5 separate regions of the Homo sapiens genome follow, and all the other regions are linked to region 1. Evidence: chromatin loops called from intact Hi-C (ENCODE). Cell type or tissue: heart left ventricle. All regions are shown on one strand. Each heading gives the region's core, and the rest is flanking DNA. Links, peaks and the distances in the headings are about the cores only. Region 1 overlaps DIAPH1 (diaphanous related formin 1). Region 2 holds the start of PCDHB7 (protocadherin beta 7). Region 3 has its middle 6.3 kb from the start of PCDHB1-AS1. Region 4 holds the start of PCDHB3 (protocadherin beta 3). Region 5 holds the start of PCDHGA3 (protocadherin gamma subfamily A, 3).

Region 1 (5,827 bases), core at 233-5,232:
AATCTAGAAGTGCTCTAGAATCTTCTCCAAGCATGTCAGACACTGAAATTTCCTTTTTAACCCTGTGTCTTTTTCATTATAAAAACAATATAACCACATTATAGAAAAATTAAAAGAGAAAGTATGTAGTACCCTAACAAAATCTCTGTTACAGTAGTCTGGTATATTCCCTTCTAATCTTTCACTAATGCATTTGTTTTTAATATGAAACAATTGTAATAAGGTGTACATAATTTGTTTCCTGCTTTTCCCACCAAACACTGAATCACAAGCATTCTTCCACACTGCTCCAAAGGCAATGGGCGAGAGTTCTAATACATGGAACAGTTACAGGACACTAAGTTCTAGAGCAATTCATCTCCAGAACAAAAACTGAAATGGAAGCAAGAAAAAAATAAGGTAGGCCACTCCTTTCCTTTAAAGACCTTTTATAGAGTAGCATCCCTTTGCTAGCAGTACAAAGATCTCCTCCTGTTCAAGTATCACACTCGAGTGAAGTCTGGAAGGTCCCCTGGCTGAACTTTGCAAGTCTCTCTTCCCCATATCATAATGGCTGTAAGCTCTAGCATAAGTTGCCATACATTTACAGAGCTGATGTGGGTAACTAACTCTTCAATTCATTGTTATGTATGAGTTTTTTTTAGGAAGATCAAAAGGACATGTATACATGCTAAGATGCAGTCAGATCAAATGGGTTACTGTAGCTACTGTTTCAAAAAAAAAAAAGAACAATTATTTCATTACTCTACTTTTGTTTTATCCTTGTGTTCATTATAAAAGTAATGCCTGCTTATTAAAAACTTATAATTTTTTTAATGAGGAAAGTCTCTGCATACTGATACGAAGACTCTCCAGGATATAGAAGCAAGGTATAGAAACAGTACAGATAGTATGTTCCTTGTTTTGGTAAGAGGAAGGACAAGAATCTGTATCAGTATTTGTTTATAACTGCACTTTTTAAGAAAGTCTAAAGGATAATCAAACTAATAAAAATGGTTACCTCTAGAAGGTAGGGGAGGGAGAAGGATGGCATGGATGAATACTAGGGTGGGAATGAGACTTTTTTATACTGTTTTGACTTCTGAACCACTTACCTATGCAAAAAAAAAAAAACAAACAAAAAAAAACAGATAACAGAGAAGCTGAAAGAAAAGCCCCAGAGGAAACATTCTGTGGAGACATCCTTAGCACTCCTTGCAAACTAGCCTGTCTACAACCTTATGTTTGGAGGGAGACTTGTTCAGCATCAGCAGCAAAGTCATTTCAGGTCCAACAATTCCCAAATAGTGTAAGGTCAAGGGATCCTCAAAACAGTGCCTTTTCCTTAAGGCAACAGTTTTGGGTTCTAGTATGTAGTAAGAGAGCACTGGATCACTCTTTTGTTCACCCCAATCCTTAGTTCTGCTTTGACACTTGCTAGATATCCCATTTCTTTGCCTAAACACATCTCTGATGTCTACCAACTCCAGGTCTCCATAGCAAGAGAATAACCAAGCTTGAACAAAAGTTATGTCTGTATAACTGTAACATTCTTCATCTTGATTTCTATCTCCTCCAGTTTCTCACAACTCCTTCCGTGTTGTACAAGCCCCAGTCCAGCACAATACTCTGCCCTAATCACTCTGCCCTCCATCCATCCTCTCCAGCAGAGTCAATCTCTAAGTGGTTCCGAGCTAGTTCACTGACCACAGAGGACTTCTTCAAAATGTCCTTCTAAGATGGCTACTGAGAAGTTTGGAAGATGGCAAGAAAAGTGCCTCTGAAACAGTGACTCCAAAATTGACTGCCAAGTCAACAGAAAATGTTGAATTGTTTCCTAATCAATCTCATATGACCTCCATAAGAACAGGGATAATACTTATATAATACCTATTCAGATACAGATACCAAAATATTATTAAGAGAACAGGTGAAGAGTGGCTTAATTCACACCATTAACATGTAAACATGTTACATGTTACAAACATGCTCCTCATGTAATCCTTATACTAAAGTTTGAGATTTACTGGTATCAACAGACATTTAAGGCTAGGAACTGACTGTACCAAGATGTTAGAAGTTTAAGTAATACTGACCCCCCAACTAGATGGTCTAAGTCTCAGACAATGACATTTAAAAGGACATTTGGTTAGAAATAAAATCTGGAATCCACAGATAATGGCAGATGGTACCTTGGACTTAAAAGATACCATTTCAGTCTATATGTTTCTAGAAAAGAGTAATACAGGCACACACTAAAGCTGGGATGGCTAGAAAGAGGCTCTAAAAATGAGACTAGCTGGGGATAATTAGGAGTTAACATATGACACAAAGGGTTGACTTTGACCGTGAAAATCTTTCTGCACCAGCATATTCTATCCAAGTTAGACCAGGGGAATTCCCTGAAGAAATGGATTCAGTATGTTATCTCAAGCTAGTTATCCATATATAATGTGGGTAGGTTCTATTATGCGCTTAAAGTAGTTTTTCAGCAGAAACTGAGACAGAGATGGGATTATGAGTGTGTATATAATGAGGCTACAATGAGCTACCAAGCTGATAAAATACAAACCTCTCTTTGAGCCCTCTCAAAGGAAGGCTATGCTTTCATGAAGGTATCAGACTAAAGAACAAAAACCTTTCCAGCCTCTGGACCCCAAAAAGAACACGAATATTGCTACTATTGAAAATACTAGCTGCAACAGGACAAGATCCTTTTGTAAAAGGGCAAGCTGTAGCTTTCTGCATAATTTAACTGCTGATCAGTCCTCCAAATAAATTTCCTGACAGGTAGAGGGCAGTATACTAATCAGCTTGTATTTGGAAAGGACAGAGGTTGCCTCTCTCTAACGTGATGACATCACTACCAAACGCAACAATGACACATCTAAAATAAAAGGGATCCATGTGCCATCTGGTGGCTGAAAGCAGTAAAGCACACTGCTAGAAATAAAATATCAAATTCCCACGGTTGAGAAGAAAATTAAAACTTAATTCCTTTACCTGATGATGCAGTCCCTTAAATCTCCAATAGTAAGTCTTCTGTGGAAACTACATCAGCAGCCTTCGCGCAATAGTTTTAAAGTTTTGCCCCAGTTTAGCTCTATACTCCTAAACACTGGCTGTAAGCAAGCAGCAGCTCCTGATGCCTGACCTTTGGTGCATAGAGTAAGAGAATGAAACTCAGACCAAAACAAACAAAATAACAAAAGGACCTGGAAGGCTGTCAGAAACAAAAGAAGAGTTTGACATGACAGATAACACCAAAGACAGCTTATTGCAAGGAAAAAAAGTAACAGAACCAGAAGTTTAAAACTGAAAGATACCTTTTAGGTTCATGTATCTCACTTTACAGATAGAGTCAAGGTAAGAAAGATAACCCCTGGTGCAATCTTATTAGTGGTCAGACTAAAACAACATATCACTTTTCCCCTACTAGACATTACCATAAATATTTTTTTATTTTTCGTGGAAGTATAAATTGCTACAATCTTATACCTAGCAACTTGGGCCCACAGATTTTATTTTTAAGAATTTACTGTGCAGAAATACAAGTTTGCAAAGACAATTAAAAATGGATGTTTCCTTCAGCATTGCTTGTAATAAAAAAATGGAAAACTTATTTGTATTATATGACAGAATACAACTATCAGAAATAATGACACAAATCTATATGTAAGGACATCGAGATGCTAAAACACGTTAAGCAAAATACAAAACAGTATATACTGTATAAGATCACACCAATTATATTAAAAAAGAAGTGTGTATACCTTCATGTTTCTGTAATTTTATTTTTAATTCCCTTGCCCCTTTTCCAGTAAAGTTTTATTCAAAAATTTACCTTTCTCACTTGAACTAAAGAAGAAAAGGATTTTCCCATTCCTTTATTAGAATAACATATGTATATAAAAAGTATGATTTAACCACAGTCACTCTGGGGGAGGACACCTTTTTACCCTGTATTTCCAGTGTATTCTACATATTTGTTAAAATGATGATAACAAATTAGTCCAGGAACTGGCTTTAGACAGGACCATGGTAACAGAGGAAGACAGAATTCTGCTAGGTAAAAGTAATGATGGAAGTCTTTAGAAGTTCCTTTTTCTGATTGCTTCAATTTTGTCAGTGAAGTAGAAAGAAAACATCCCCAACTGAGAATGAGGATGAGGGAGGTTTGGGCTGTTGAGGAGGAAAAAAAGGTGTGAAATAACCTTTAGGAGAGCAGGAAATTCAATGAATTTGTAATGCTTCAAATATGAGTGCCTGGCAGTATCAAGGGCCAAGCAACTTCACAAATTAAGCAGAGGAGAGTTGGGAGAAAGATCAGCCAGTGAGTTAGCAGGAAAAGTAAGTGTTTCCTGTCCTGAAAGCTAAGAGAAGAAAGTCTGTCAAAGGAGGGCCCAGTTTTGTGGTATTCTCCAGCCATGTTCAGTTGCACAGCTACAGGAGCAGGACAAAGACAGAAAAGGAATTAACCGGGATTGTGGTTTTGCCAATCGAGTATGAAATGAGAGAGATAATGGAAGAACAAAACCCAAGCGAATGATTATAATGATTAACCAAGAAATTTTAGCTCAGGGAAAGAGTGAAGTCATCAGAAAGTGAAGGACAGTGAAATGCTGGTAGGACAAATGGATTAGCGGGGCTGGAGGCCTGTTGGGGTCAGGATAGCAAAGGGAGTAAGGTAAAAAGATAGAACCTGGGTGGTATGACATGAGATCCTAGAACGGGGGAATGGTTGAGGTAGGATAGAGGACAAAATCAGTAGAAGAATTCAAGGAACTGAAAGGCCAGAATATTGGTAGGATCATGACCTTTTCGTATAAAAATTCCTAAGAATTAAGTCAGAGGTAGTATTGGAGTATAGAAGAGTGGATATGAGTCAAGAGCTAAATTGTTTGAGAAATGAGGAGTAACACGGGTGTCAGTAGATGACAACATGAAGAGAAAATGGGTGACATAACGATGTCATAAGATTTGAAATTGTTGGTTTTTAGGAATTGTTTCCTTTTAGTAAAGAGGCAAAATGATCTGAGAGTGGCAATGAATAACAAAGATTACATCTACCCCATCTCCAAGCCCACTGGGGTGAGGTCTATGAGAACAAAGAAAAACAATCACATGGGCTGGGCCTAGTGGCTCATGCCTGTAATCCCAGCACTTTGGGAGGCCAAGATGGGTGGATCACCTGAGGTGAGGAGTTCGAGAGCAGCCTGGCCAACATGGTGAAACCCTGTCTCTACTAAAAATACAAAAATTAGCCAGGTGTGGTGGTGCACACCTGTAATCCCAGCTACTCGGGAGGCTGAGGCAGGAGAATTGCTTGTGACCAGGAGGCAGAGGCTACAGTGAACTGAGAGCTTGCCACTGCACTCCAGTCTGGGCAACAGAGCAAGACTCCATCTCAAAAACAAAACAAAACAAAACAAAACAAAACAAAACCACATAAGCAAGCAAAAGGGAAAGTGGTATTGAGAGAAAACCAGGTTTCCAGTAGAGCAAAGTGAAAAAGGTTTTGCCAGTAATGGACCATGAATTCCAGAGGGTACAGTGGACCAGTTTCAGGAGCTTAGGTGGGATGGGAGGAGACAGAATAGGAACCACACAGAACCTTATCGCAATTAAACTATGGGAGATGAAGGATGACCCAGGAGTCTGGGGCTGCCTGTGGTAAGTGACATAAACCAAGATAAATGGCATAATATTAGATCCAGTGGATTAAAAGAAAATGGTGATGGAAAGGTTGGGGTGTAGAGGGGTATATGAGGGGGCAGTTTAGGTTCCTTTTTTATATCACTAGTGACAGTGAGATGACAACCTGGAGGAGGTATGGTACTTTTTCCAT
Region 2 (5,827 bases), core at 453-5,452, 390 kb before region 1:
AAATTAGTTTTCTAGATGAAATGTCTCATCAATTATACTGTGCAATGGATGGAAAATAACCCCAAACCAAAACATACAATTGTTTAATTTTAAAGTGCTTGGGACAATGAAAAAACACTATAACAAAAAATAAAAATATAGGTCACATATGGAAGATAAGAAATAAGATTAGCTTTAGACTTCTTTGCAAACAGATTGGTTTGGAAAGCTCATTGACAAAACAAAAATTCAGAAGAAAAATTATTTTCAACCTAAAACTCTATATTTAGTCAAACTACTAATCAAGTTTGAGGGTAGAATAAAGACATCTTAGTACATTTAAGATCACAAAAACATTTAACTCTGAAACACCCTTCTCCGAAAACTACTGGAAGGTATCTATCAAAATGAGAACCTAATTCAAGACAGGAGAAGACAGAAGAAACAGAAACTAGAAGATCCAAAACAGGACAGAAGTGAAATGAATCTCCAGGTGATGCTGAAGGATGATCCAAGGATGACAACTGAGCATAATGAACAACTAGTCCAGTAAGGAGCTGTTTGACTCAAGAGACAGAGATTTTGAAGGATATCATTAGCAATCCTCTTAACATTGTATCATCTTTTCAATCATATGAACCTATTGGAGGATGTGTTCTAGTAATGCCATAGAGTAAACTGAAAAAGGGCAAGTTATAAAATCCCAGAAATAGCAAACACATCCAGAATAAAAGGCAAAGAATTCCAAGAATGACAGCAAAGAAAAAAATCCAGAATGATAGCTGTGCAGTAGGCACAGAAAGCAACCACCCAATTTAAAGAAAAATTGAAGTCTCAGGAGGAATGGAAATGACTATGGGGAAAATTGCACTGACAGGCAATTGTATCTGTGGGATGAATAAGTGATAGGGATAAAAAAAATCAAGTAAATGAAAAGGCAAGATAATTATTAAAATCACAAAAAAATTGAAAAAGAAAACATAATTAATACACAATAATGTTCCCAATATATGGTAAGTAAAAGAAAATCTAAAATACCTAAAATGTAATCTAACATAATAAACAGTCAATTGATAATTTCTAAAATTAATTAATCAAAATATATCAGAAAACAGATTAGTGACTGAAGAGATAACTAAAAGAGTTTTAAAATGGCTACCTCTTAGAAGGGGAACTAAGAAAAGTGAGGAGGAAAAGGGCAGAACAAGCCTCTTAGTGCTATTTAATTTTGGACCAAGGTCATATATTATTTTGAAAAAAATGCATTTCAAAATATCAGTAAAGTAGAGCTCTTGCAAGTCTCACCAAGAATAAAAAGGAGTTAAAATGCTAAACATCACTAATAAAAATAGGGATACAATTAAAGGTAAATAACGCAATGAAAACAATTCCAAGAAATTTGCAAACTAGATAAAATGATTTTCAAAATAAAATGCAAGTTACTTAAAAATACAAAACCTGAACAGATTAATAACCAAAGGTAAAATGTAAATGGTAGTCACTGATCTACTGCAAGTGAAGTCACCAAACCCAACCAGTTTAAAAGACAAGCTGGAATTAAGCATGTAGAAACATATAATAATATAATTATTAAAACTATTGTATAAAATAGATAAAAAGCTCCCTAACACATTCTATGATGCCAGTATAATAGTTTAATACCAAGGCCATAAAAGGCAAACACGCACTAGGTAAACAACATTAACTAGAAAAATCCTAAAACCATGTTGACACATCATATCTATCTGTGCACTAAAACAATAATACATTATGGTTAAATGTCATTTATATCAATAACTCAGTAATTTAGAAACTAAAGAATAAATGTATTATTTCAACAGCTATCAAAAATCACTTCAAAATATGAAAGAATAAAAAGAAAACTTTATTGATTCAAAAAAGGAATATTTACCCCAAATTGAGATCAACCATCATAGTTGAAGATGAAATGCTAGAAGCACTTCCACAAATGCAAGATTGACCAACTTGCTACTACTAATTTTAAGAGTATTCATTGGACATTGGAGATTCTAGTCACTGAAATTATAGAGGAACAATAATTTCTTATGTAATACTTAAATCAGGTGAAGGATGAAGGTTGGGTTTGGGGGAGGCATAAAGTGTTCCAAGAAATATCACAGGTAAAGAGTTAAGACCTGGAAAGTGGAATAATTGTTTAATTCACAAGAAATTGGGAAAAGGGTCAATTATTCTGCCATATTCACATTATTATTGTTAAATACTTTACAAATAAATAAAATGTCCCCAACCAATATTTGTTGACTTCAAGGAGGAGGTTTCATTTTCTCATATATATTTTTACTATCCATTTTTAAAATAGGAGATTTTCTTAGGATTTCGGTGGGGAGTCAGAGTTTAGTTTCATGCTCCTAGATTTAAGAAGACTATAAATTAATTCTTCTACGAATCCAGATTATCACAGGGGAAAACGACATCAGCTATTACTTACTAGCATTACTGTGACCATTTGAGGATAAAGATGGAATGAAACAGCAAAGATACCGGGGACAAATCATTCTTGTTGCAGAATTCCTTCAATCCGCCATCTTTTTGTTCTAGTCTTGATAACGGGAATAACATCCACAAAACGCAAGGTGGCGCTGCTGGCTAAAAAGAGAGAGAGAAAAATAATTTCACAAAGAAAGGATGTTACAGATTCCAGAGCAAAGAGGCAATCTGAAGAGAAAAGCATAGGAAAGGAAACAGTGGTAATAGGAATTGGGGTAAAATGAGGATCCTTCCCCACAAACATTGCTATTATTCAGCTCATTTCAAAGGATTCCGCTGCTGCCATTTGTGAGAGCCGCTGGAGGCTGAGTGAAAGTCATTTTGAAAGACTGATCCAAAGAAGAATGGAGGCCAGAGTGGAGCGTGCTGTGCAGAAAAGGCAAGTCTTATTTCTTTGTGTATTTCTGGGAATGTCTTGGGCTGGCGCCGAACCGCTTCGGTATTTTGTGGCGGAGGAAACCGAGAGAGGCACCTTTCTTACCAACTTGGCAAAAGACCTAGGGTTAGGGGTAGGGGAACTGAGAGCCCGGGGAACTAGAATTGTTTCAGACCAGAACATGCAAATTTTACTGCTCAGTTCGCTTACTGGTGATCTACTTCTAAATGAGAAATTGGACCGAGAGGAACTGTGTGGCCCCAGAGAGCCCTGTGTGCTGCCTTTCCAGTTGTTATTGGAAAAACCTTTTCAGATTTTCCGTGCTGAACTATGGGTCAGAGACATCAATGATCACGCTCCAGTATTTCTAGACAGAGAGATTTCCTTGAAAATATTAGAAAGTACCACTCCAGGGGCGGCATTTCTCCTAGAGAGTGCACAGGATTCAGATGTTGGAACCAACAGCCTGAGTAACTACACCATCAGCCCCAATGCCTATTTCCATATTAATGTCCATGATAGCGGGGAGGGGAATATCTATCCCGAATTGGTGCTGAATCAAGTGCTGGATCGGGAAGAGATACCAGAGTTCAGTTTAACCCTCACCGCTTTAGACGGCGGCTCTCCTCCAAGATCAGGGACCGCCCTCGTGCGCATTCTGGTTCTAGACGTAAATGACAACGCCCCTGATTTTGTGCGGTCGCTCTACAAGGTGCAGGTGCCCGAAAATAGCCCCGTTGGTTCCATGGTTGTCTCCGTGTCAGCCAGAGATTTAGATACCGGAAGTAATGGGGAAATAGCCTATGCATTTTCTTACGCCACTGAAAGAATTCTCAAAACGTTTCAAATCAATCCAACATCTGGCAGTCTTCATCTTAAAGCGCAATTGGACTATGAGGCAATTCAAACTTACACATTAACTATTCAGGCCAAAGACGGCGGCGGGCTTTCTGGAAAATGCACTGTAGTGGTTGATGTAACAGATATAAACGATAATCGACCCGAGCTGCTCCTGTCTTCACTTACTAGCCCAATTGCAGAAAACTCACCCGAGACAGTCGTGGCTGTTTTTAGGATTAGAGACAGAGATTCCGGGAACAATGGAAAGACAGTGTGCTCCATCCAGGACGATGTCCCCTTCATCCTGAAGCCATCTGTCGAAAACTTCTATACTCTGGTAACAGAGAAACCTTTGGATCGAGAGAGGAACACTGAGTACAACATCACCATCACCGTCACCGACTTGGGGACACCCAGGCTGAAAACCGAGCACAACATAACCGTGCTGGTCTCCGACGTCAATGACAACGCTCCCGCCTTCACCCAAACCTCCTACACCCTGTTTGTCCGTGAGAACAACAGCCCCGCCCTGCCCATCGGCAGTGTCAGCGCCACAGACAGAGACTCGGGCACCAACGCCCAGGTCATCTACTCCCTGCTGCCGTCCCAGGACCCGCACCTGCCCCTCGCCTCCCTGGTCTCCATCAACGCGGACAACGGCCACCTGTTTGCCCTCAGGTCCCTGGACTACGAGGCCCTGCAGGCGTTCGAGTTCCGCGTGGGCGCCACAGACCGCGGCTCCCCCGCGCTGAGCAGCGAGGCGCTGGTGCGCGTGCTGGTGCTGGACGCCAACGACAACTCGCCCTTCGTGCTGTACCCGCTGCAGAACAGCTCCGCGCCCTGCACCGAGCCGTTGCCCCGGGCGGCCGAGCCGGGCTACCTGGTGACCAAGGTGGTGGCGGTGGACGGCGACTCGGGCCAGAACGCCTGGCTGTCGTACCAGCTGCTCAAGGCCACGGAGCCCGGGCTATTCGGCGTGTGGGCGCACAATGGCGAGGTGCGTACCGCCAGGCTGCTGAGCGAGCGCGACGCAGCCAAGCAGAGGCTGGTGGTGCTGGTCAAGGACAATGGCGAGCCTCCGCGCTCGGCCACCGCCACGCTGCACGTGCTCCTGGTGGACGGCTTCTCCCAGCCCTACCTGCGGCTCCCGGAGGCGGCCCCGGACCAGGCCAACTCGCTCACCGTCTACCTGGTGGTGGCGTTGGCCTCGGTGTCTTCGCTCTTCCTCCTCTCGGTGCTCCTGTTCGTGGCGGTGCGGCTGTGCAGGAGGAGCAGGGCGGCCCCGGTGGGTCGCTGCTCGGTGCCTGAGGGCCCCTTTCCACGACATCTGGTGGACTTGAGCGGCACCGGGACCCTATCCCAGAGCTACCAGTATGAGGTGTGCCTGACTGGAGGCTCCGGGACAAATGAGTTCAAGTTTCTGAAACCAATTATCCCCAACCTGCTACCCCAGAGCACAGGCAGGGAAGTGGAAGAAAATCGCCCATTTCAGAATAATTTGGGTTTCTGATAAAGAATGTAAACTAAATCCGCGTCTGTGAATACGTTTCTGATTAGGAACTTATTGCGAGGTTCCCTTAAGGGAGTGTCTTTACATCATTTCAAATATGTACTCTTGAAGTCAAGCAATAAATTTCTATACATAAAATAGGATCCTGATTTAGTATCAAGAACCCTTCACAAAGCATGAAATGTATATGTGTAATGTTTTATGTCAAACAATTATGCTTAATATACAGTCTATTAAATGTAAGTCTTGTTTGAGATATTTTAAATTGCTTTCCATTGTTTTCAATCTCTACTGAGACTTCCTGAGTTGATTAGAAAGCTGTATGAGTGTACCTACCCTAGTCTCAGAAGCATAGACTGTAGAGTATCTTTTTAAGCATTTTTAAAAAATGCTTTTAATGCATCATACACTATTTTAACACTTTTAATCTGAGAAGAAGCATATGAGGCATGGTATTTTAGGAATGAACAAATAGATGGTCTTAGAGATTCAGTAAGTTCACTAAGTTCCACTAACTAATAAGTGACAAAACTGAGCATCCATCCCAGATCTGTCTGACTCTGGGTCAGTGACCCTGCTCCGATTCCATACTG
Region 3 (5,827 bases), core at 581-5,580, 480 kb before region 1:
GGGTATTGTATTAGTATAAAGAACACATTATACATTTTATAAATGAAGAATCGTAATAAGGTCAGGGAGGTTAAAGGGTCTTCCCACTATGGCACACTTAGTATGTAGCAATTGCTATATTAAAATTCCATGAAACAGAAGATAGAACAAGAAAAGAAAGTGTATAGGGGAAACAAAATTAAGAAGCCTTAATATATAAAGGATAAATAAGGAGTCCCCAAAGGGATTGAAAAGGAATGGGTAGAGAGAAAAAATTTCAAAAGAGGGTGCTGTCACAGGAGTCAGAAGAGAGTGTTTCAAGAAGGAGGGAATAGTGGACTATGTTTAATGTTACTGAAAGTTCAAATGAGAAGAGAATGAAAGTATCTACTGAATTTGGCATTATGGAAGTGAATTAATGAACACTTTTAGTGTCGAATTGTAAAAGTTTAAGGAGAGACTGAGGAATTGAGGAAGTATTGTCAGTACGTGTATAAAATCTTTTCAAGAAGCTTGAATATTTAAGAAATTAATAGAAATGAGATGGTAGCTGAAAAGAAGTGTGGGATCCTGGTAAGTTTGTTTTTGTTTCGTTTTGTTTTGTTTTTTTGAGACAGTCTCACTCTGTTGCCCAGGCTGGAGTGCAGTGGCATGGTCTCAGCTAACTGCAACCTCTGCCTCCTGGGTTCAAGCAATTCTCATGCCTCAGCCTTCCGAGTAGCCGGGATTACAGGCGCGCCACCACGCCCAGCTGATTTTTTGTATTTTTAGTAGAGACAGGGTTTCACCTTGTTGCCCAGGCAAGTTTTGAACTCTTGAGCTCAGGCAGTTCGCCCACCTAAGCCTCCCAAAGTGCTAGGATTATAGGTGTGAGCCACTGTGCCCAGCTTCTGGCAAGATTTTTGAGGTGGATGATAAGATCAAATAATTCATTGAAAAGAGAGAGTTTGAATATGCAGGAATGAAAATAATTCATATTCAACAAGGGTGAAACTGTGAGTGAAATTCTCATAACTTATGCTATGCTTAAAGGTTCTAGATTTTTGCATAAATAAGAATGTGCTGCATGTTCCATTGAGGTAAGGGAGAAGGATAATAGAGTGCAGTGTAGGAGTCATTTAGACTTATATTTGTTTGTAGGAGTAAACCAGACAATGTAGAGAAGTTCTTGCTTTCATAGTATTACACTAATAATAGTAAACATTTATGAAGTACCATGATGTTCCATGCTCTGAGCTGAGCATTTCATAAGCGCTGTTTCTTTTTCTTTTCTTTTCTTTTCTTTTTTCTTTCTTTCTTTCTTTCTTTTTTTTTTTTTTTTTTTGCGATGGAATCTCGCTCTGCCACCAGCCTGGAGTGCAGCGGCTTGATCTCAGCTCCCTGCAATCTCGGCCTCCTGGGTATAAGTGATTCCCCCCTGCCTCAGCCTCCTGAGTAGCTGGGACTACAGGTGCGCACCACCACACCTGGCTAATTTTTTGTATTTTAGTAGAGACAGGGTTTCACCATGTTGGCCAGGACGGTCTGAATCTCCTGATCTCATGATCCGCTCACCTCACCCTCCCAAAGTGCTGGGATTACAGGTGTGAGCCACCGCGCCTGGCCTGCACTGTTTCATTTGATTGTCACAACTTCATGAAGGAGATAACACTATTATATCCATAATTTTTTTCAGATGAGAAAGCAGAAGTTTGGAGAGATTAAATACTTTTCCTAATTTAATGTATGTGAAGAAGCAGAGCCAGGACTTGAATATGACTCTTAACATCATAAAGTCTTTTTTTTTTTTTTTTTTTTTGTGACAGTCTTGCTCTGTTCCCCAGGCTGAAGTGCAGTGGTGCGATCTCAGCTCACCGAAGCCTTCTGCCTTCTGGGTTCCAGCGATTCTCCTGCCTCAGCCTCCTGGGTAGCTGGGATTACAGGCGCATGCCACCACACCTTGCTAATTTTTGTATTTTTAGTAGAGACGGGGTTTCACCACGTTGGCCAGGCTGGTCTCAAACTCCTGATCTCAGGTGATCCGCCCACCTTGGCCTCCCAACGTGCTGGGATTACAGGCGTGAGACACCGTGCCCAGCCAACATCATAAAGTCTTAATCACCACTTTAAATATTTCCTTAAGATATTGTTAACTCAAGCTGCAGGATTTTCCTTTAAACTGGAGATGTGAGCCAAGTTCAAAGAGAAAAAAGAGGCCTATCCCTATCCTTTTTTTTTTTTTGAGACAGAATCTTGCTGTGTTGGCCAGGCTGGAGTGTAGTGGCATGATCTCGGCTCACTGCAACCTCCATCTCCTGGGTTCAAGCAGTTCTCCTTCCTCAGCCTCCCAAGTAGCTGGGACTACAAGCATGAGCCACCATATGCAGCTGTTTTGTATTTTTAGTAGAGACGGGGTTTCACCATGTGGGCCAGGCTGGTTTCGAACTCCTGACCTCAAGTGATCTGTCCGCCTTGGCCTCCCAAAGTGCTGGGATTACAGGCGTGAGCCACCACGCCCGGCCCTATCCCTAGTCTTTTAGTTGTCATCCCTTGACACTTCATACAGGGCTCTGTGATGTTGACTGACTGAAAGACTGCAACCCCGCTATGGGCCACGATGTTCATTCACATCATTCGAGAAAAATCTTATTTCCTGCAAAATCAGAAATACTTCATCTGCAGTAGAAAATCATTTCAATGGGTTTGTGTTTAAGTTGGTACCATAAAATTAAACTTAGCTTAAACCTCACCTCCTCTGAGACTCTTCCTGATACCTCACTTCTGTTCTTAAATATCCCTTTTTAGTACCTGATAGTGCCTATGCAAATCACCGAGTCACCTTTTTAATATTCTAACCTCCTGCGGTGTAGGCACCAGACTTTACTCAACTTTATATCCCCAATGTCTTTTACAGTGCTTGAATATAATCTGTGTGTAAAAAATACCTGCGAAGAATTAATCAGTTCAATGAATTTATGGCCAAATGACTGGCTTGATTGAAATGAAAGAAATCCAATTCGGTTCCTCTCAAAGGAAATCTCACAGCTGATATTATGATAATAAACAACCATTGTTTTTGTTCACATTAAGTAAACTAAATATTGGAGAAGTAATTAAAACTCAAGAGGTGAGAATTCCGCCCCTAGATGTGAATATGAACAGATTTTGACAGTTTCCGCAGGAAAGCGCTGTACAGCCCAGGTTTTCAGTTCGGACGCCTGGTGGCACTACAGGCTAAAAAGTAGGAGGAGGAGGAGCCCTGCATTTGCCTGCAGACTCCATCTTAGAAAAGACAAAATCTGAAAGGTGCTGGGAACAGATACGAGTTGGAAAACGTCCGCAGCGAGCTCAGATTTTAGAGCTTTCTTCAAACGAATGGGGACTACACAAATGTTTGGAAGTCTTACAGGATTTCCGAAGACTTCATTTACTAAAGGCAATGCACTCAGAGGATATACAGGAAATTGTGCGAGAAAAAAATCTGGCAGAAAACGCAGGTGGTGGGTTTTCATTTTCTTCCCGGGTGTAGCGCAGGCGGCCCAGGAAAAGGAAAACTGCTTTTTTATGGTCAGGGTTTCTGGAGATTGGCGCTGGCGGCGGAAAGGGGAGCGGCGGGAGGACAGACTGGAGCAGGATAGTTTCCAAAGAGACCAAATAATATTTCAGATCGACCCACAGAAGAGTCCTTGCTCTCAAGTAGAAAATCGGACCTATAGGAGCCCTGCATTTCCAAGAATTACCTGTATTTAAAAAAAAAAAAAATTTGTCTTTTGAGAAAAATCTGTGTCTGAGGTGTAACCGTTTCCTCCTTTGAAAAATTCTTCTGAATGTTCCAGAATGTGCACCAGGAACATGTATGAGGTTTGGGTAAATTTTCCATCATTGGAAACTACACACTCATTTTCAATTTCCATGTTCACAATAATGTGCTGTGCAATATTGGGGTAAGTAATTTGTCCATACGCGTGAAAAAAATCGCTGGATGAACCACAGCCCAAGGTAAGTTTAACTCTCCCAGAGAAGAATGGTAGATATCTGAGACCTCCTAAGTCCAAGTCATGACAATCAATGACAATCTTTGAGATGCAGGTCTCACAGCAACCGGCTGAAGATTTAGTCTGAGTAAATAATTATGAATCGGCTCTCAGAATTCTCCAGGCTCACTGAATTCTGCAACCTCTGGAGAGCATTTTAAATGCTAGCAGAACATTTTAAATACCACTGATACCCCATGCATCATAAGCATCCACTGCAAGAGAATTACCAGGAAATTTCAGTGCCACGTGGCAAATACTCAGGCAATTACAAGCAGAAATAGTTTCAGAAATTGTTTCTTCATGTGAAGGACGGTGGAAGACCATGCCATTGGATGACAATCACATAGAATTGGTCATGTTGACACTTATCTGCCTCATCCTGGAGCACTTCTGGGAAGACTTCATCTGTTTAAGAACCATAATCTCAGCACCCTGAGATAAAACAACAACAACAACAAAAACAAAACAAAACAAGAAAAAGCTTTGATCCTTCCTACCAGAGTTTTCTTTTCATTGGATATTTAAAATATTCCATAATCTGACAACCTAATAATGCAAACCAGAAAAGAGAGCTACACGCAACATCACTGTATTTCCAATGAAATTAGGTTCCAGGAAGCTCAAAACAAGACAGTAGGTAGAGACAGCTATCATCCTTGGCGTTCTTCCTTTTGGATTCTGGATAAAAGGTAGAGGAATAACAGCACCGTTCTGAATGTTTTGGTTATTTTATGGCTCTAATTTCCATCGTGTTTTTTTTCTGAAGCATAGCTAATTGTTCATTAACAGTTAACAGATATTGATGGCTTAGCTATTTTTATCTTTTTATCTATTTCACAAAGGTCTATTTAGAATCTAGTAGTGTATTTCCTCTTTATTGTTAAGCACAGAAAAGGAACGCATTTTTTTCTGCTCATGCCTAGTTTCCTTTGATCTTTCTCAAAGGTAAATTACCCCTAAAACTTTGAGTAGACTGTCCTAGCAGATATTCTGAAGCTTGACAAGGAAATTCATCCCACTTCAATCCATAAAATGATAGTCTTCGTAACTTCTCAAAGAAGGTCAAGCTATTTATTTTAAAGTCATCTTTTGCTTTTCTTGATATTTCGTAAATGATGGCTGACAAGTTGTGATAGTCTACTTTTCAGCAGGACTGGTCTCCATTTACTTAGTTTAAGTAACTATTTACTTGATTACTATTATTAATATATGGTTTTAACTTTTTATTTGAAATAGTCATTTGATGATTTTGGTGATATTGATGACCACGAAATCAAATGGAGATATACAACTACAAGAAAAAAAACTGTAGAAATAAATGTCTTTTTCGTTATTTAAGACGTAAATCAACTGAGTTGCTGTGTAGCTTATTTATGTCAATGTTAAATTTGTGTTTGTTAATTTTTACTGTTTCCTTATTAAACATCAAAAATGATTAATTCTTTGGCAATTAATATCATAGCATATCCAGTACATTAAATGTCATGTAAAACAGACCGACAAAACAATCTTATCTTTTTTTTCTTTATGTCAGTGTTTAATACTCTCCTGTATGGCTTAGGAAAATTAAAGAAGATACAACAGAATATGCCTCAAATAAGACCTATTTGTTGATATTTAATATATTTATGATAGTTGCTGATAAAATGAAAACAGACATTATTCAATACACTGGATAATAATTACATAAATACAAAGTGTTTGGTGTTTTCATTTGCCTTTCTCAAATACTTTTTTTCTTTCTAGAGAGTTTAATGCACTGACGGGGGGTGGGGGGCGGTCCTATAATGGCACTGCAGGCTCAAATGGTGGTTAAAGCAGATTGCAAATAC
Region 4 (5,827 bases), core at 423-5,422, 460 kb before region 1:
TCCCAAGTAGCTGGGATTACAGGCATGCATCATTATGCCCGGCTAATTTTGTATTTTTAGTAGAGACAGGGTGTCTCCATGTTGGTCAGGTTGGTCTTGAACTCCTGACCTTAGGTGATCTGCCCACCTCAGCCTCCCAAAGTGCTGGGATTACAGGCGTGAGCCACCGCCCCCCAGTCCAATATGTATACTTCTTTCAAGTGTTGACATATGAAAAGTATTAGTCTTTAGAGATTGTAAGAATTTTAACTGTTGGATTCTACAAGGCACTAACATCATAAGTGCTCTAATAAATTTTTGTCAAAAGTCAATCATTAATATTCAAAAATGTAGATAAATAATACATGTCTAGCAATTTTCAAAGGCATGCTAATTCATCATGCTTTCTCTTTCAAATAGTTTTTTTAAGAGCCCTCTGCTTATTCCAGTCCCCCCCTTTAAAATCTTTTAAAATTATTAATAACCTATTAACTTTGAGCACTTCATTAAAATCCAAAAAATTTGAGGGAGTACATGTCTTTGTCCTTTACCTTTAGAACCCTCAAACATAGCTTGGTATTGCTGTTTTTAAAATTTTCTGGAGCATTTAGGATTCACTTAGAAACAAGCCTTTAGGGAGAAAAATTTATCTAGCACCACTCACTCTATTTTTTTGCACTGACTACTTCTATTTTTCCCCCTTTCATTTCCCTAGACTTTTCAATGCTTTTTTATAAAGGTGCTTGAGTTCTGTTTCTCAACAGCTCCCTCATTTATTGAATGATTCACACAGTCACTGGAATATTATAGGCTCTTAATAAAATTTTTGAATGATTGAAAGAGAGAAAAGTATTTTACCTGTGATATATTGATATTTAAATAAACTAGAACACTTAAAGGAAAACATTTTGCTGGAATCAAATACTCTTTGGTGTACAATGAATTATAATTTTGTTATTAATTGAATTGGTTACCATTGTTTGAACATGCAGTTATCATTCTGTTGTCGCTTTCCTTCAACATATTTTTACTTTTTCTCTTAATGCTTAAATTGAGCCTCCTTTCCTGTCCACTGGCTTAAGGAATACAGATGGCTTTTAATTTTATTACTTAAATTTCCTTCCATAGTTCCCTAAATGACTCACCCAACTGTTTTCATTTCTTGCAGTTTACTTTCTGATCCATACATTAAAACAAATCTTAATTCTTAATGTTACTCAGTCTATCTTTATATTTTTATATCATTTTTACATACATTTGAATGAGCTATCCTATTAAAATTTTAATATTAACTTTGAAGGTCTTGTTTTGAGATTAGCAATGGTGTAGAGCGCTGTGTTGGTATCAAAAGTCTCTGATCAACCAACTCATTACCTGTAGGATTTTGGATGAGTCACAAAGTTTCTTTTCTTCTACCCAAATGATAGCAGGTATTTGAATAGCTTGCAGTTATACTCAATATAAAGACATAAAAGTGAAATTGCTGTTATTTTTAGTATCACTAGTATTAAGAGCAAACATTCTTGATAATTGTGTAGAAGTACAAAAGCGGCTACATTGAACACATATTTGCACTGTTTTATTTCTGTACCAACAACCTTGCAATGGCTTCCTTTTGTTCTTAGAATAATAAAATCCAAGCGCCCATTATTTGGCCTTGGTTTACCTTTTCAGCCTTCCTTTCCACTTACTCTTGAGACATTAAGTTTTGTATTCACTGTACTTCATTCATTATCTATTAATAGCTATGCTTTGCTCTCTCAGGGCCTTCACACATTCTACAGTCTTAGCCTGGCACACTTCTCCTATTTCATGTTTCAGATTAAATGGTGCACCTTGGGGGAAACTTTCTTAATCACTCTCCATTAAGTTAGGTCCCCGTATTGCATACTTTCAGTGCACTCAGTACCTTTTCTATGTAGCACTTTTCACACTGTTTAAACATCTGTTTAAAGACTGTACACCCACTAGATGGAAAATTGTTGTAAGATATACAGACATTGTCTTGTTACCACCACTTGCCTAACTTCTACAAACTCAACAATTATCTGTGGAAATAAACTAATACAGATGAAATGAATAATTGTAAATTTGCTCTGAAATAAGAAGAGAAAGCACTTTAAGTGTTCCTTGAGCATGATAATCTGGAAGAAATTAGGTATTTGTAGTCCTCTGGATCCACCTCTGACATGATATATTTTCTTTTTTACCACCTTGCAGGAGGTGTCTTTTCCTTGTGTTTTTCTGGTATATGCAATTCGGGCTCATTTCACAAAGTTTAGGAAAAAAAGAAAAACATAAATAGGATAGTGAAGCATGCTATCATCTAGAGCAAAAATCTTTTGAAGTTTGTGTGTAATTATTACAAAAGGGGAGGGGTAAACTAGTATGTGTACACTTCCGTTAAATCGTGTAAATGAGGACTCTACCAGGAAGAATCGCTGCTCGTAGATAAAAGTGCATTTTATTTCCCTAGATTGCATTTATTTAATTCATATAACATGAGAAACTCCTCCAGTAGCGTCAACTAGGGTTGATAAGAATAATCGATAAAGCAAAATAAAAACACCTTCTCCAAGATTTTGTAACTGCAAGCGAACGCATGGTGGCGCTGTTGACTAAGAAGGCGAATTAAACCACAGGCATTGTGCATGCTCGGTGACGCACGGATCCAGTGTGGTAAACCAGCGGTTGAGAGCCCAGGCAGATTTTTGAGCCAGCAAGTCTGAGCCTCTGGAAAGGCTTATTCACTAGGCCGTCTACAAAGGTTGTGGGGCAAAAGACTGTTTCCCAGCTCTGTCTGAGGTTCAGCTTGGCGACATTCCCTGGAAGAGCGTGACGGAAAGTGCAATGGAGGCGGGAGGAGAGCGATTTCTTAGACAAAGGCAAGTCTTGCTTCTCTTTGTTTTTCTGGGAGGGTCTCTGGCTGGGTCCGAGTCAAGACGCTATTCTGTGGCTGAGGAAAAAGAGAAGGGCTTTTTAATAGCCAACCTAGCAAAGGATCTGGGACTAAGGGTAGAGGAACTGGCCGCGAGGGGGGCCCAAGTTGTGTCCAAAGGGAACAAACAGCATTTTCAGCTCAGTCATCAGACAGGTGATTTGCTCCTGAATGAGAAATTGGACCGGGAGGAGCTATGCGGCCCCACAGAACCATGCATACTACATTTTCAGATATTACTGCAAAACCCTTTGCAATTCGTTACAAACGAGCTCCGTATCATAGATGTAAATGACCATTCTCCGGTATTCTTTGAAAATGAAATGCATCTGAAAATCCTAGAAAGCACTCTGCCAGGAACAGTAATTCCTTTGGGAAATGCTGAGGACTTGGATGTGGGAAGAAACAGCCTCCAAAACTACACTATCACTCCGAATTCCCACTTCCACGTACTCACTCGCAGTCGTAGGGACGGAAGGAAGTACCCGGAACTAGTACTGGATAAAGCGCTCGATCCGGAGGAGCAGCCGGAACTCAGCTTAACGCTCACCGCGCTGGACGGCGGCTCTCCCCCTCGGTCTGGGACAGCCCAGATAAACATCCAGGTCTTAGATATAAACGACAATGCACCAGAATTTGCACAGCCGCTCTATGAGGTTGCAGTTCTAGAGAATACCCCCGTTAACTCTGTCATTGTCACTGTCTCGGCTTCTGACTTAGATACAGGAAGTTTTGGGACAATATCATATGCATTTTTTCATGCTTCTGAAGAAATTCGCAAAACTTTTCAGCTAAATCCAATTACTGGTGATATGCAACTGGTCAAATATTTGAATTTTGAAGCGATTAATAGTTATGAAGTCGACATCGAGGCCAAGGATGGCGGAGGCCTATCCGGAAAGTCTACAGTCATAGTCCAGGTGGTTGATGTCAACGACAACCCACCGGAACTGACCTTGTCTTCAGTAAACAGCCCTATTCCTGAGAACTCGGGAGAGACTGTACTGGCTGTTTTCAGTGTTTCTGATCTAGACTCTGGAGACAACGGAAGAGTGATGTGTTCCATTGAGAACAATCTCCCCTTCTTCCTGAAACCATCTGTAGAGAATTTTTACACCCTAGTGTCAGAAGGCGCGCTGGACAGAGAGACCAGATCCGAGTACAACATTACCATCACTATCACTGACCTGGGGACACCCAGGCTGAAAACCAAGTACAACATAACCGTGCTGGTCTCCGACGTCAATGACAACGCCCCCGCCTTCACCCAAATCTCCTACACCCTGTTCGTCCGCGAGAACAACAGCCCCGCCCTGCACATCGGCAGTGTCAGCGCCACAGACAGAGACTCAGGCACCAACGCCCAGGTAACCTACTCGCTGCTGCCGCCCCAGGACCCGCACCTGCCCCTCTCTTCCCTGGTCTCCATCAACGCGGACAACGGCCACCTGTTTGCCCTCAGGTCGCTGGACTACGAGGCCCTGCAGGCGTTCGAGTTCCGCGTGGGCGCCACAGACCGTGGCTCCCCGGCTTTGAGCAGCGAGGCGCTGGTGCGCGTGCTGGTGCTGGACGCCAACGACAACTCGCCCTTCGTGCTGTACCCGCTGCAGAACGGCTCCGCGCCCTGCACCGAGCTGGTGCCCCGGGCGGCTGAGCCGGGCTACCTGGTGACCAAGGTGGTGGCGGTGGACGGCGACTCGGGCCAGAACGCCTGGCTGTCGTACCAGCTGCTCAAGGCCACGGAGCCCGGGCTGTTCGGCGTGTGGGCGCACAATGGCGAAGTGCGCACCGCCAGGCTGCTGAGCGAGCGCGACGCGGCCAAGCACAGGCTGGTGGTGCTGGTCAAGGACAATGGCGAGCCTCCGCGCTCGGCCACCGCCACGCTGCATGTGCTCCTGGTGGACGGCTTCTCCCAGCCCTACCTGCCTCTCCCGGAGGCGGCACCGGCCCAGGCCCAGGCCGACTTGCTCACCGTCTACCTGGTGGTGGCATTGGCCTCGGTGTCTTCGCTCTTCCTCTTTTCGGTGCTCCTGTTCGTGGCGGTGCGGCTGTGCAGGAGGAGCAGGGCGGCCTCGGTGGGTCGCTGCTCGGTGCCCGAGGGCCCCTTTCCAGGGCAGATGGTGGACGTGAGCGGCACCGGGACCCTGTCCCAGAGCTACCAGTACGAGGTGTGTCTGACTGGAGGCTCCGGGACAAATGAGTTCAAGTTCCTGAAGCCAATTATCCCCAACTTCGTTGCTCAGGGTGCAGAGAGGGTTAGCGAGGCAAATCCCAGTTTCAGGAAGAGCTTTGAATTCAGTTAAGTGTTAATAAGGATCTACTGAGCCTCGTCTTAGTTAATCTGTGGAAAGTCCTTTTTTACTGCTTTGTCCATTGGAGAGGTCTTTTTTGGTCTGGTTCAAGGCAAGTAGCAAGAATAGAGCAAAATATCAAATCCAGGGATGGCTTAGGTTTCATTAACAGTACTGGAAAGTAGTTGTGTGGCTCTGAATGTTTTGTATTTCAATCGAGAATCCTTAGTCGATAGAACATTTTGTTTATATATTGATTCTACTTTTTCTGTAGTTAATCCTTGCATATTCTCCTTTCATCCTGGCTTGCCAACGCAGTCTTAATTCCGCCTTTTTTTTTTCTAATGGGGAGCAAAAAGAAATTCACTGTCTTTTAATAGTGATTTCAAATAGCTTATTAAAATAACTCCATTCAAATTTTACATTATAAAGCAATGTAGAGAGAGTTCCAAACCACCAATTTTATAATTTCCCTTGTTGAATATATTCATATAATGTGTTCTATAATATGCCCAAAGCAGCTTTGTCTATAGTTAACAAAGTTTTAAGGATAGACAAGAATGTGTTTTCTTTAATAAATAGTAATATATCATCTTTTTAGGGATATAGTACTCAAATG
Region 5 (5,827 bases), core at 317-5,316, 220 kb before region 1:
CTGGCGCCCCGCTCCGCAGAGCCCGGCTACCTGGTGACCAAGGTGGTGGCGGTGGACAGAGACTCGGGCCAGAACGCCTGGCTGTCTTACCACCTGCTCAAGGCCAGCGAGCCGGGACTCTTCTCGGTGGGTCTGCACACGGGCGAGGTGCGCACGGCGCGAGCCCTGCTGGACAGAGACGCGCTCAAGCAGAGCCTCGTGGTGGCCATCCAGGACCACGGCCAGCCCCCTCTCTCCGCCACTGTCACGCTCACCGTGGCCGTGGCCGACAGGATCCCCGACATCCTGGCCGACCTGGGCAGCCTCGAGCCCTCCGCCATACCCAACGATTCGGACCTCACTCTGTACCTGGTGGTGGCGGTGGCCGCGGTCTCCTGCGTCTTCCTGGCCTTCGTCATCGTGTTGCTGGCGCACAGGCTGCGGCGCTGGCACAAGTCACGCCTGCTGCAGGCTTCAGGAGGCAGCTTGACAGGCATGCAGAGCTCGCACTTTGTGGGCGTGGACGGGGTTCGGGCTTTCCTGCAGACCTATTCCCACGAGGTCTCCCTCACTGCGGACTCGCGGAAGAGCCACCTGATTTTCCCCCAGCCCAACTATGCGGACACGCTCATCAGCCAGGAGAGCTGTGAGAAAAAGGATTTTTTATCAGCGCCTCAATCTCTACTCGAAGAAGAAAGAGAAGAAACGTTTTCTCAGGTAATCTATCTTTTCACAACATACGTACTAGCTAGTTTGCTGAAGTAATTCACTTACTTGTTTACTATATCTATTTTGTTCCCCATATTTCCTTGAGGGTAGAGTCAAGTTTTAGGAAGTGAGTCTTGGTGAATTATTTCTTGGTAGGTCTTAGTGTTCACAGGCTGTAAGAGGAAGAAGAGACGTGAGAATCTTTGTGCAATGAATGTAAACCAGGAGTTAATAGATAAGATTATCCAAAGAGCACTGCATTAGGAACTAGGGTGTCTGGTTTCTTATACTTTCTTCTCCATCCCTGGGCAAATCATCTCATCCACCCAGATCAACAATTTTTTCTTTGTTAAAAATATAAAGATTGGAGTTTATGTTTACTCAAGTCCTTTCTTCTTTTAAGTTATGACTCTTACTCTATATTTGAATCTGTATATGAACAGTGAAACATGTTAGTTGGCTAGTTCTTTCTCATTCAGTCTTAATACATTTCTTTCAGTTTGGCAGCAAAATTGTTTTCCTTAACTTGCATGCCCTTCCCTGTTAAAAATATGGAAATTTAGAAATATACATTCCTTACAGTGTTTCAGGAAGGTATGTCATATTATTTTGGCTTAGTTTTAAAAATCACATTAACCTCTAAGCTATATGCTTCTTGAAGAAGTGACTGACTTATCATCTGCTCTATAATAAAGCTGTAGAGTGGTAATAAACAGGTTTCTCCTTTTTTTTTATCTTTCTCATACGTGGGAACCATACTGTATTTTAATCTTTAAAATAATATATATCCTCAATATAGTTTTGCTTAAAGAAAAGATACAAAAGATTCATATCATACAATTGCCCAGAACCAACTTCTTTATACATCTCTCTTCTCAAGGTTTCTACTCACAATAGCTGCTAGAAATGTTCCCAATCCCTCACCCAATCCCAGTGCCCCTCTGATCAATTTTCTTTTCCCATTCCTCTTCCTATATTGGCTTTTAGTATGTTGGTTATGTATTTAATAACAGAGAATAATAAGCACACTAATGTTCTATGTAACTGGCATCATTTTTTATTTTTATTTGAAAATTATCATGTACCAATTGAGCCTTTTATTGAATGATACCATATTTCTCAAAGTGCTGTGATTCTTTCCGTTGCATTTGATCAAGAAAAAATTTTCTGAGACAAGGTGTTGTTTTGGTTACTATTACATAATTGTCTATGAGTAAAATTGGAACTCACTGTGGAATAATATGTCATAATAGCTTTACTTGTAAGTGAATAATAAAGTATAAACAGGAAAATTAAAGCAAAGTTATTTTTAGTGTGTGTAGTAACTCCACAAGAATAAATGTCTTATGCATAGATATGTAATGCATCATGATTGAAACGACAAATATATTGTATTTATATTTCTGTGCTTGGAAACTTATGGGGAAAGAGATTCTGGAACATAAAAGCTTATTTCTACTAGTTTCAGTTGGTTTTGAAAAAACATCCTTACAGTCTAGATTTAAACAAAGGAAACTTCTTTCAGTACCCTGAAGGTCTGTGATTTCTCTCTCACACCTAGGCATTGTCATGCTGTTCTCTCCCACATCCAGGCCTTTTCACTGATCCACTCCTCTCATGTTTCCTGGGAAAGCGTTTGCTAACATTAAAGGCCCAATTGAAGGCCCCCCTAACCCCCTTGGCTTCTCCCATTATGGTAATTATCTCAGTACACTGCAATTCCCTGTTTGCTTTTATATCCTTATAATCTCTGTGAAGGAAGCTACTGTGTCTATATTGTTCACCTTAAATCCCCAAACATATTGTCTGATGCCTAATTATGTGTTTGTTTAATGAATATTAAATAACAACAAATATCGAAACTAAGTTATCAGGTCACCAAGAACAAACTTAAAGAAATATAATGTATAAATATGGCTGATTTCTGTGTGTTTCTTTTCTTTTTTTCCTTGTCTCAGCTCTTAGAGAGTTAAGAGTATAGAGAGGGAAAGGTCAAAGAGGAGGTGGATATCTTATCAAATAACCCTGATAAATGTAGTAAGTATAAGAATAAACACATTATCAAGGTTCAGTGGTGGAAGAACAAGTGGTGGTCATGTCTTTTAATAGTTGTGTTGGTCCTTACGGCCAGTTCTTTGTTACTGTGTGTTTCTTAAACTGAACAATTCAAAAAAGTTAACTCCACTATGTTTGAAGCAATATTGGTGGCATTAAGGTTAGTGCATGGATTCCCAAGAAAGATAACTTGAGGTGACACTGTTTAACATATATCGATTCAATTATGTTCAATCAACACTAGTCCTCTTATCTCTGACAAGAAGGATTTCAGATCTTGGATAATTCAAAAATAATAATGTGTCTGAGAGGATGCAGTAAACGGTTAGGCCTCTTAGTGTCGCTGTTGACCACTCAAGAAGGAGAACGCAGCTGGAGAACTAGTCCACCATTTCCTTGCTCCTAAAATGCAAAGAACCAGCAAATCAGACTCAGAAGATCCGGGGCGGCTGCCAACCTCACCTCTTAGTCAACCAGCTGTTTGACCTGTGAATTAGGCCCGTAAAAGACTTCGTTTCTTGAGAAAATAAGATTGGAGTCCGTCGTAGGAAACTGGAACCGAATTCAGAGAAAGCGATTCACCGAAAAGGAAATGACCAATTGCCTGAGTTTCCGAAATGGCAGAGGACTGGCCCTGCTGTGCGCGCTCCTGGGGACGCTGTGCGAAACAGGATCCGGTCAGATCCGCTACTCGGTGTCTGAGGAGCTAGATAAAGGTTCCTTCGTGGGCAACATCGCTAACGACCTGGGGCTAGAGCCCCGGGAGCTGGCGGAGCGCGGAGTCCGCATCGTCTCCAGAGGTAGGACGCAGCTTTTCTCTCTGAATCCGCAAAGCGGCAGCTTGGTCACCGCGGAGAGGATAGACCGGGAGGAGCTCTGCGCTCAGATCCCGCTGTGTCTGGTAAAAATTAACATTCTGGTTGAGGATAAATTGAAAATTTTTGAAGTAGAAATAGAAATTAAAGATATTAATGATAATGCTCCTAATTTCCCAACAGAGGAATTGGAAATAAAAATTGGTGAACTAACGGTTCCTGGAACCCGATTTCCAATTAAAACTGCTTTTGACCCAGATGTAGGCATTAACTCCCTGCAGAACTACAAGCTTAGCCCCAATGACTACTTCTCTCTGGCTGTGAATAGCGTCTCTGAGGGGGCCAAGTATCCAGAGCTGGTGCTGGAGCGGGCCCTGGACCGTGAGAAAAAAGAAATTCACCAGCTTGTCCTGGTTGCCTCTGATGGTGGCGACCCTGTCCACTCTGGCAACTTGCACATCCAAGTGATAGTCCTGGATGCAAATGACAACCCACCAATGTTTACTCAGCCTGAGTACCGTGTGAGTGTTTGGGAGAACGTGCCTGTGGGTACCCGGCTGCTCACGGTGAATGCCACTGACCCTGACGAGGGATTCAATGCTCAAGTGTCTTATATTCTAGATAAAATGCCTGGGAAAATCGCTGAGATTTTCCATCTTAACTCAGTGAGTGGAGAAGTATCAATATTAAAAAGTCTAGATTATGAGGATGCCATGTTCTATGAAATTAAAATTGAAGCACAGGATGGACCAGGTCTTCTTTCAAGAGCCAAGATTCTAGTCACGGTTCTGGATGTGAATGACAATGCTCCAGAAATTACAATCACGTCTCTCACAAGCTCAGTCCCAGAAGAGGGCACCGTTGGAAGAGAAATTGCTCTTATCGACGTGCATGACCGAGATTCTGGGCAGAATGGGCAGGTTGAAGTTTTTGTCCTGGGAAATCTGCCATTTAAGTTAGAAAAATCAATAGATCAATATTACCGCTTAGTGACGGCCACATCCCTGGACCGCGAACAAATATCAGAATATAACATTAGTCTGAGAGCCTCAGATGGGGGAAGCCCGCCACTGTCCACAGAAACTCACATCACCCTGCATGTGATTGACATCAATGACAACCCACCCACCTTCCCTCATTTATCCTACTCCGCCTACATTCCAGAAAACAACCCCAGAGGAGCCTCCATCTTCTCAGTGACAGCCCAGGACCCAGATAGCAACAACAACGCCCGCATCACTTATGCATTGACCGAGGACACTCTCCAGGGGGCGCCCCTGTCCTCCTTCGTCTCTATCAACTCCAACACTGGCGTCCTATACGCGCTGAGATCCTTCGACTACGAGCAATTTAGAGACTTAAAGCTACTGGTGACAGCCAGCGACAGCGGGAACCCTCCACTCAGCAGCAACGTGTCGCTGAACCTGTTCGTGCTGGACCAGAACGACAACGCGCCCGAGATCCTGTACCCCGCCCTCCCCACAGACGGTTCCACTGGCGTGGAGCTGGCGCCTCGCTCCGCAGAGCCCGGCTACCTGGTGACCAAGGTGGTGGCGGTGGACAGAGACTCGGGCCAGAACGCCTGGCTGTCCTACCGCCTGCTCAAGGCCAGCGAGCCGGGACTCTTCTCGGTGGGTCTGCACACGGGCGAGGTGCGCACGGCGCGAGCCCTGCTGGACAGAGACGCGCTCAAGCAGAGCCTCGTGGTGGCCGTCCAGGACCACGGCCAGCCCCCTCTCTCCGCCACTGTCACGCTCACCGTGGCCGTGGCCGACAGGATCCCCGACATCCTGGCCGACCTGGGCAGCCTCGAGCCCTCCGCCAAACCCAACGATTCGGACCTCACTCTGTACCTGGTGGTGGCGGTGGCCGCGGTCTCCTGCGTCTTCCTGGCCTTCGTCATCGTGCTGCTGGCGCTCAGGCTGCGGCGCTGGCACAAGTCACGCCTGCTGCAGGCTTCGGGAGGCGGCTTGGCGAGTACGCCCGGCTCGCACTTTGTGGGCGCGGACGGGGTTCGGGCTTTCCTGCAGACCTATTCCCACGAGGTCTCCCTCACTGCGGACTCGCGGAAGAGCCACCTGATTTTCCCCCAGCCCAACTATGCGGACACGCTCATCAGCCAGGAGAGCTGTGAGAAAAGCGAGCCTCTTCTGATAACTCAGGATTTACTTGAAATGAAAGGAGATTCCAACCTACTTCAGGTGAGTTTATTTATTTCTTTGATTATTAAGAACAAATATGAGAATGTGGTTATTATAAAGCTTTAACAC

What was found. Peaks named below come from ENCODE experiments on the same cell type or tissue, not always from the same donor. Only the 100,000 strongest peaks of a DNase experiment are listed, where the experiment ranks them.
Region 2: it touches region 1 in a loop (4-fold over the local background); 29 of 110 quality-filtered maps call a loop at or near these places.
Region 3: a loop joins it to region 1, with 6 times the contacts of the local background. A loop is called at or near these places in 35 of 110 quality-filtered maps.
Region 4: a loop joins it to region 1, with 7 times the contacts of the local background. A loop is called at or near these places in 17 of 110 quality-filtered maps.
Region 5: it touches region 1 in a loop (5-fold over the local background); 41 of 110 quality-filtered maps call a loop at or near these places.

The regions. Positions count from the first base shown.
Region 1 is chr5:141,561,507-141,567,333 of GRCh38, forward strand. All of the region lies in intron 18 of DIAPH1 (diaphanous related formin 1), which reads right to left. It overlaps DIAPH1-AS1 (DIAPH1 antisense RNA 1), which reads left to right. Exons shown (of 3, transcript NR_038333.1): 2 at 296-399; 3 at 1,559-3,754. Among named protein-coding and RNA genes, the nearest start is that of DIAPH1-AS1, 6.1 kb to the left of the region's middle. In heart left ventricle, for the core only: CTCF peaks have their summits at 2,852 (motif pointing left) and 3,075; no DNase peak of the experiment used is centred there; H3K27ac peaks cover 748 bases.
Region 2 is chr5:141,169,984-141,175,810 of GRCh38, forward strand. It overlaps PCDHB7 (protocadherin beta 7), which reads left to right and starts at 2,661. Exons shown (of 1, transcript NM_018940.4): 1 at 2,661-5,827. The coding sequence starts at 2,853. The coding sequence ends at 5,234. It also overlaps PCDHB@. RefSeq lists an enhancer at 4,631-5,261. In heart left ventricle, for the core only: a CTCF peak has its summit at 2,590 (motif pointing right); no DNase peak of the experiment used is centred there; H3K4me3 peaks cover 1,041 bases; H3K27me3 peaks cover 2,047 bases.
Region 3 is chr5:141,081,412-141,087,238 of GRCh38, forward strand. It overlaps PCDHB@. Among named protein-coding and RNA genes, the nearest start is that of PCDHB1-AS1, 6.3 kb to the left of the region's middle. In heart left ventricle, for the core only: a CTCF peak has its summit at 3,173 (motif pointing right); a DNase peak (open chromatin) is centred at 3,170; H3K4me3 peaks cover 1,148 bases; H3K27ac peaks cover 482 bases; H3K27me3 peaks cover 412 bases.
Region 4 is chr5:141,097,821-141,103,647 of GRCh38, forward strand. It overlaps PCDHB2 (protocadherin beta 2), which reads left to right. Exons shown (of 1, transcript NM_018936.4): 1 at 1-883. PCDHB3 (protocadherin beta 3) reads left to right here and starts at 2,653. Exons shown (of 1, transcript NM_018937.5): 1 at 2,653-5,827. The coding sequence starts at 2,830. The coding sequence ends at 5,220. It also overlaps PCDHB@. In heart left ventricle, for the core only: a CTCF peak has its summit at 2,570; a DNase peak (open chromatin) is centred at 2,611; H3K4me3 peaks cover 1,242 bases; H3K27ac peaks cover 350 bases; H3K27me3 peaks cover 3,036 bases.
Region 5 is chr5:141,340,700-141,346,526 of GRCh38, forward strand. All of the region lies in intron 1 of PCDHGA1 (protocadherin gamma subfamily A, 1), which reads left to right. PCDHGA2 (protocadherin gamma subfamily A, 2) reads left to right here. Exons shown (of 4, transcript NM_018915.4): 1 at 1-696. It overlaps PCDHGA3 (protocadherin gamma subfamily A, 3), which reads left to right and starts at 3,130. Exons shown (of 4, transcript NM_018916.4): 1 at 3,130-5,758. The coding sequence starts at 3,335. It also overlaps PCDHG@. In heart left ventricle, for the core only: a CTCF peak has its summit at 3,060; no DNase peak of the experiment used is centred there; H3K4me3 peaks cover 4,631 bases; H3K27ac peaks cover 3,349 bases.